Linked DNA regions of Homo sapiens: region 2 is linked to region 1. A link is an interaction called in ENCODE POLR2A ChIA-PET data of the cell type or tissue named here. Cell type or tissue: OCI-LY7. All regions are shown on one strand.

What was found. Peaks named below come from ENCODE experiments on the same cell type or tissue, not always from the same donor. Only the 100,000 strongest peaks of a DNase experiment are listed, where the experiment ranks them.
Region 2: POLR2A ChIA-PET joins it to region 1 with 5 read pairs; 2 of 35 experiments call an interaction of 5 or more read pairs at or near these places.

What each region holds. Positions count from the first base shown.
Region 1 is chr1:173,018,538-173,022,537 of GRCh38, reverse strand. No RefSeq gene overlaps it. Among named protein-coding and RNA genes, the nearest start is that of TNFSF18, 30 kb to the left of the region's middle. In OCI-LY7, no CTCF peak of the experiment used is centred here; a DNase peak (open chromatin) is centred at 1,957; H3K4me3 peaks cover 940 bases; H3K27ac peaks cover 2,346 bases.
Region 2 is chr1:173,248,628-173,252,627 of GRCh38, reverse strand. The region is part of intron 2 of LOC100506023 (a long non-coding RNA gene); the gene reads left to right. It also overlaps a transcript of TNFSF4 not described here. Among named protein-coding and RNA genes, the nearest start is that of TNFSF4, 43 kb to the right of the region's middle. In OCI-LY7, no CTCF peak of the experiment used is centred here; no DNase peak of the experiment used is centred here.

The DNA.
Region 1 (4,000 bases):
TGTATTGTATTAGGTGGAATTATGACCTTATTATTGTCTTTATTTAGAAATTAAATATGGTGTAAGGGTATGCCTATGGATGCCAAGTTGACAAGGGATGAATTTGTTATGGCTAATTTTGTGTCAACTTGACTGGACAAAGGGATGCCCAGGTAGCTGGTAAAACATTTCTGGGTGTGTCTTTGAAGGTGTTTCTGGAAGAGATTAGTACTTGAATGAGTAGACTGGATAAAGATCTGCCCTTACCAATGAAGGTGGGCATCATGCAATCACCTGAAGGCCTGAATAGAACAAAAAGGAGGAGGAAGGATGAATTTGCTCTCTCTCTTCTTGAGTTAGGACATCCATCTTCTCTTGCCCTCAGACATCAGAGCTCCTGGTTCTTGCCTTTGGATTCCAGGACTTACACCAGCACCCACTATCCTTACCCCAGTTCTTAGACCCTTTGCCTTGGACTAAGAGTTATACTATCAGCTCCCTGGTTCTTAGGTCTTTGGACTTGGACTGAATTATACCACTGGCTTTTCTGGTCCTCCATATTAGAACTTCTTAGCCTTCATAATTTTGTAAGCCAATTTCTACCCTATCTATCTATCATCTGTCTATCTATCTATCTATCTATCTATCTATCTATCTATCTATCTATCTAATCTCCTACTGATTCTGTTTCTCTGGATAATCTTGACTAATACATACAGGAAGAAACTCCATTGAACTGTTTCTGATGCATAAGGCCCATGTACATTTTTGTCCTTGGATTATGCAAGAATTATTGTACCTTTATGACAGATCGTTTTTTCCACTCATTTAGCTTAAGTTGGTTTCTATTAATTGTAATCAGAATCTTAACCAGTATAGTGATTGATTGAAAGTGAGGGATAAAGAAGAGGAAGAACCTTCTTAGACATATTGAGGAAGATGGTGATGTTTTTATGGTGGGGAATATGCAAGGAGGAATTGGAGAAAATTTAGTGTGGATGAGATAATGTGTTTAGGTTTATAAAGGTATAGTTTCAGATGTTTGCAGAATATCCAAGTGGGCTTTACCAGTATGCAGCTGGAACTCAGGAGGAGTTGCATGAGATGGGATGAATATTTAAAAGTCAACAGCCTTCTGGGTGAAGTCACTGACAAGGATAAAATCGCTATAGAGAGTGGGTAAAGTGAAAATGGGGCAAATGACTGAGACGTGGGGATCACCAACATTTGAAGACAGGCAAAGGAAGGAAATCCTGTAAAGGAGCAACCAGGGACAAATGACATTAACTGGAAGAAAATAATAGGTCCACAGAAACAGACAGTGAGAGATTAAGAATAAAGGAGTGGTCAACAATGTTAGAGGCTCCAAGAAGTCAAATACTAAGAGGATTGAACATTGCTAATTGGATTTTGCTGGTAGATAATTTTTGACAACATAAACAAGATCATTTTCTGTGACATCTGGGGGCATAATCCAGATATCAATGATTAAAGAACAAATGGGAAGTATAATTACTAGATAAGGAGAAATGGAAGATGAGACAAAAAAATTACACTACTCTTTGTAGAAACTTGGTTGTAGGAAAAAAAAAAAGAATTGTGGAGTGGTAGAGAGCAGGTAACCTCAGGGGTAAGGGAGAAAAAAGGCATATGCCTGGAAAGCCAGGTATTAATGTTTGGTCAGGGCATCCTCTTCCCAGCAGAGTGCTGGAGACACACAGTGTGATCCATGTCCTTGTGCAACAAAATGAGCTGGACAAATCTAATTACTTTTCTTGGTAATTTGATCTAGAACTTAGGAAAAAAACGTACCATTTTCCAGTGAAGAAGAAGTGAAATGATGCCATGGAATTGTTGATAGGCTGGAAAAATAAAGCTGATGTGAGGGGAAAGCAAGGGCTGTCATATGAATAGGAGAGAGAGAGAGGAAGAGACCACGTAGCTTTTCGAAAGAAAAAGTTTAAAACAGTCAACGCTCGGGGCTGCTTTAGTTTCTGACATAATTTCAGTTCCTGTTTCAGGCCTTGTAAATCCTTTTAACAAACCACCCTTTTTCCTTGATTTAGTATAAATGGGTCATTTTTCTTTCAATAAAATGAGCTACTTAACTATTTTTAATTCTATAACTTGTCTTTTTAAGACATTTAAAACAATCTGTTATTTTCTAGGCTATATCACCTCTGGGGAGGCAATTGTGTGCTGTCGTTAGGAGAATGGGCTTAGATGTAGACAGGCTTGTTTAAATCTTGACTCTGCTATTTATATTTTGTGTGAGCTTGAGCAATTTGTGTGCCTTCTCTGGGGATAGGTGTTCTTATGTGTCAAGGGAGGATAATTAATTCTACTGTACAGAGTAGTTTAAGGATTAAAGTAAAATAATACACAGAAAAAACTTAGTTCAGTGTTTGGCACATAGAAAGAGCTCAATAGGGCCGGGTGCGGTGGCTCACCCCTGTAATCCCAGCACTTTGGGAGGCCGAGGCAGGTGGATCACCAGGTCAGGAAATTGAGACCATCTTGGCTAACACGGTGAAATCCCGTCTCTACTAAAAATACAAAAAAACAAAATTAGCCAGGCGTGGTGGCGGGCACCTGTAGTCCCAGCTACTTGGGAGGCTGAGGCAGGAGAATGGCATGAATCCAGGAGGCGGAGCTTGCAGTGAGCCGAGATCACACCACTGCACTCCAGCCTGGGCAACAGAGCGAGACTCTGTCTCAAAAAAAAAAAAAAAATGCTTGATAGATGCTGATTTTCAAAATATTTTTATCAGTTTACAACTAGCTATTTTAGGTAGCTTTTTCTCTGTTTATCTTAAATTTGTTTCTTTTTTAGCTTCAATGAGTTCCTTCTAGCAACCAAGTATATAATTAGTTTCTTCACGCTCTATGAATTTGCATCTTGTATGTTTGCATGGTGCTTGAAAAGATAAATGTTGAAAAGCTTGAATCTCTATGACTTGTTCTATTAATAGTTGCCTTTTATTATATTGTCTCTAGAAATACAGAATTGGAGGTTATATTTTACTTAAACTACAAAAATAATGATGAAACATTTGGATGTATTTTATATAAAGAAAATATGGAATTATTCATTCATTCATGAATTTTTTTCACTGCACATATATTTATTAAGGTTTTTCTATGTACAAAGCACAGGTAGGCACCAAAGATGATGTGAAGATTTCTAAGATATTGTGACTTCCTCAAGAAGCTACATCTGCTAGGATAGACAGACTGATTCAAATCAGAACTATGGAGTTGAAAATATTTTAAATAAAGAAAATTAATCCCTAATCTCTCATTTACAAATGGGGAAGCTGAGACACAGTGAGGTTAAGGGAATGCAGGAATTGGAATCTGGATTGCTCAAATCCTTGCCCAGTTCTTTTCCCACTAGCTCATCCAATACTGTAAAGAAAGAAGCAAGTGCGATGATAAGCAGAGGACTATAGTAAAGAAATATAACAAACTCTAGCTAAATGGGAGAAAGAGGAGGCATTTTAGTCTTTGTGTGATAAAAGAGTAGCAGGTGAGGATGCAATATGAGCAAGAACACAGAAGGGTGGCAGAGAGTGTATGTAGTCCCATGGCCTGGTGAAGATGACATGTGGAGATATGAAATGGGAACCAACACTGGGCAACAGGAGGCCAAATCCCAAGCTGCTAGAAGGCTAGCCCAAGGAATCTCTGCTTTCCTATTCAGGAACTTTTAAGTTATTTTAGAAGTTTATGGCTTGATCGGACCTGTTTCAAAGAAAGTAACTCTGGTGGTGTGATGAAAGATGAGTGGGAGAGACAGAGCAAGACCACCTAAGAAGCTATGGAGATAGGCTAGGAGGATCATGGTCTACAGAGCAGAAGCAATGGAGAGGAGGAGAGCTCTGCCAGAGGAGCAGGAGTAAGAAAACATGGATCTCGAGCAACAGGTATGGTTCTGAGAATAATGGTCTGAATCATAACTAAAACAAATGCTTCAATATTGTAGCTTTTTAAAATCGACAAATGGATAAAATTATTTTCA
Region 2 (4,000 bases), 230 kb before region 1:
CAAGCCAACCTGCAGTAAATATAGACATTGAGAAATTTCCTATGCAAGGCAAGTAAACGTTCTTCCAACCTAGATTCAGGGCAGAAGTGCAGTGAGTATGTAACCATTTAATATCTAGTATTGCACAGATAATTATCTCAAAGGAAGAGAAAAATGGTGGAAAGGCTCCTTAAGGAATTCCCTATATTTAATTTCAGCAAATAATTATGTATTTTAATAATTTCAACAATCAGAGCTTCACATCTCTGATTAGATTTGTATGAAGATTATATGAAGCTATATCAAGAGATCCAAAATTAAGCTGTTAAGCGTTCTTCCAACATAATTATTGAAAATTGGACTTACCTTGTAAGATAGACTTTCTGGAAGACTTTATTTTTTCCCTCCCTCCTTTCTTTTCTATTTTTCTTTCTATCATGAGAGTTGAGGACTGGAACTATTATAAAAAGTGGAAGAATCAGTATTTTGACAGTATTATCTATTAACATAAAACATTTGATCTAGTTAGCCAACTAAAACCATCTATTAACATAAAACATTTGATCTAGTTAGCCAACTAAAACCATCTATTAACATAAAACATTTGATCTAGTTAGCCAACTAAAACCTGCCTAAAATTCAAGCCACACAATAACAGGGCATTTACCTTATTTTCCAATCATAATTCTCTGTCTTCTAGAAAGGACTTCAACAAAGGACACGTTCCTGTGTTTCTTTCCAGGGAAAATAGGTTGCCATATAGGGTAGGCACAAATCCTTATAATGGCAATTGACACAGGGGCCTTAGTCTTAAGCATTGACTCCTCCACAGTAGTGTCATTGTAAAAACCACAAAAATGATCACAATAACCATAAGAACTAACACTTATTGACAATTTCCCAGGTACTCTGCTGTGTCCTTTATATGTATTTTCCCTTTTAATCCTTAGAATACCTCTATGGGATAGAAACTGTTACCATCCCTATTGTACATATAAGGAAAATAACACTTAGATTAAATAACTATTGCAAGGTCACACAGCTGCAAGGGCTAGAACTGGGACTGAAACCATGTCTTCCTCACATACCCTCCCCCTGGCCCCTTTCAGACATCTTGAGGGCCCACCTTGGTCAGCCCTTCCCACATGTGAGATTGCCTCATCTATTCACCAAATAGGTATTGAGTACTATGTGCTAGGCACTGTCATAGAAAATGGGGGTTCAATAATGAACAAGATCAGTCTCTGCTATCAAGGGGCTCAAAGATTAATTCAATTTCCCTTCAATTTTTTCTGTAACAAGATTTCTTTTCAGATTTCTTTCTTGGGCAATTAACAAGAAGTGAAAATTTAGATGCCTGTACAGAACCTGCAGTTAAATGGTGTGAAGTATGCCAGGCAAAGGTAGAATTCTGGGAGCAAAGCTGTTTTTATTTTGACCAAATGCACACATCTGCCTAGTTTTTGCCATATTAAACACCTGGCGGCTTTATAGTATCTATGGACTGTATTTGTGCCTTCATTTTCAAACGTTTCCAAACCTAAGTGTTCATCAGAATCACCTGTAGGGCTTAAGACAGACTGCTTAGCCCCATCCCCAGTTTCTGATTCAATAGGTCTTAGGTGGGGCCTCAGAATTTGCATATCTAACAAGTTCCCAGGTGACATGGATGGTGCTGATGTGGGGACTACATTTTGAGAAACATTGTCAGGCCACCTATGCATAATTTTAGTCTTCCTATTATATTAGTTATATTATTTCTGGTGAGATTCCTAAGGAGTTTAGTCTCTCAATAGACATTTGATCTTAAAAGCCCCAGATCTCATACTACTTCTCTCCCTTCAATCCTCCAAAAAATATTTATTGAGATCTGTGTTAAGAAACTGGAGAGGCCGGGCGCGGTGGCTCACGCCTGTAATCCCAGCACTTTGGGAGGCCGAGGTGGGCGGATCACGAGGTCAGAAGATCGAGACCATCCTGGCTAACATGGTGAAACCCCGTCTCTACTAAAAATACAAAAACTTAGCCGGGCGTGGTGGCAGTCGCCTGTAGTCCCAGCTACTCGGGAGGCTGAGGCAGGAGAATGGCGTGAACCCGGGAGGCGGAGCTTGCAGTGAGCCAAGATGGCGCCACTGCACTCCAGCCCGGGTGACAGAGCGAGACTCCGTCTCAAAAAAAAAAAAAACAAAAAAACAAAAAATGAAACTGGAGATACTGAAATGAATAAGACAGTATGGCTGGTAGCTTTGTACATATAAGACATGATTTTCTGTCTCTTAACCTCTATTTCTATATTCTCTTTCAGTATAATCTGTTCAATTTATTGAAATTTGTTTCAGGGTGATGAGCTAAATTATAAGTTAAACTAAGAATTCACCTACATTTTATTAATGTGTTAAATGGTAAAATTAATGAAAACCTTTAAAAGTTTTCATAGAACAAATAAAAATAAACAAGTAGATTAAAATAAAGATCTCAATTTAGTCACTAGATGCCGTATATATAGGATAGTTAGCTATCGAATGGCTTCTCAGGTGCACTGACGAACAGGGAGTATGCTCAGCACTAAATTTTCTTTGGAAAAGTACACATTTGAAGATTTAAGAGGTTCAGGAACTTTTTTTTTTATTTTAAGTTCAGAGGTACATTTGCAGAATGTGCAGGTTTGTTACATAGGTAAACATGTGCCATGGGGGGAAATAGAACATATTATTCTTATGAGTTATCAGTATGACTACCATCGATACTGCCAGTATCACCCAATATTTATTAAGTGTTGACTGTGTGTCAAGAACTATGGTTCGTGTTAATGATGCATTATCTCTTCCTGCTCACGAACTCTGTGAAGCAGGTACTATTATTATCTCCATTTTTACTAAGGCTTTAGGCAGATTTAATACTAAGTGTTGGTACTGAGTGTAGTCTTGCTGCTAAAGGCAGGAAGCTGTGGTGTCCTGGCACATGAACTGTTAATATACTGTGTGCTTGGGAATTAGGTAGACTTAGGCTATTTTCCAGAAGTCATGAGTGCCCTGCCCAGGTCCACCCACTGACTTCACAGCCCAGCTGAGTTTTGCCCTTTTCTTGTGTCCTCCCACCCTGTGGTGTACTGGGTGTGGCACTGCTAAAAGAATGACATCACAAGGAACAGAACACTTAGCTCTACCAGAGTGTAGCTTTCTAAGAGACACTAAGAGTATAGCTTTCCCTTGCTATGATATTGTAGAAATTGAATGGACAGTTTTATTTTTGGATAGTTCCCTCAAGCTTGCATTTTGTTAATATGAGAGATGTCCTCAGAGACTAACAAAGATCTTTTCCCTGATATCTAGGTCAACTTTTCGGCATTCACAAGTCCTCTTGTTGCTTTAAAATGTATCTCAATTTTGATATGTTCAAAACTGAGCTTACCTCTTTCTGCCTCTGCAAACCTGCTCACTCTCTAGTATTTTCCACCTTGAAGAATGGTCCTGTCATGAATTCAGTTGTCCCAGCCAGAAACTCATCCTTAACTCTGGTCTTCTCCCTATCCCTCCCTTCTACTTAATTAAGTCTTGTCGACTCTACTTCCTAAAAGATCATCCACTGTTTCCCCAACCTGCGTATTTACCTTTCTTACCTTCTTTCCTTTAGTTGGCTACTCATTCATCTTTTATTCATGTTGTTGTCAAAGTAAAACTTCTAAAACTTAAATTATTATGTCATGTTCTTACTTAAAATCCCATTAATGAAAACCTTTAAAAGTTTTCATAGAACAAATAAAAAATAATCAAGTAGATTAAAATAAAGAGCTCAATTTAGCCACTAGATGCCGTATATATAGGATAGTTAGCTATCGAATGGCTTCTCAGGTGCACTGACGAACAGGGAGTATGCTCAGCATACTTTGGCAGCTTTCCATTGCTGTTACCATAAGCTCCAAATTTGTAACATGACTTACAAGATATTTCATGTGTCTGGCTCCCGCCTGCCTCTCTTGTCTTTTCTCTACCCACTTATAATCCCACCATGATTAATTTTC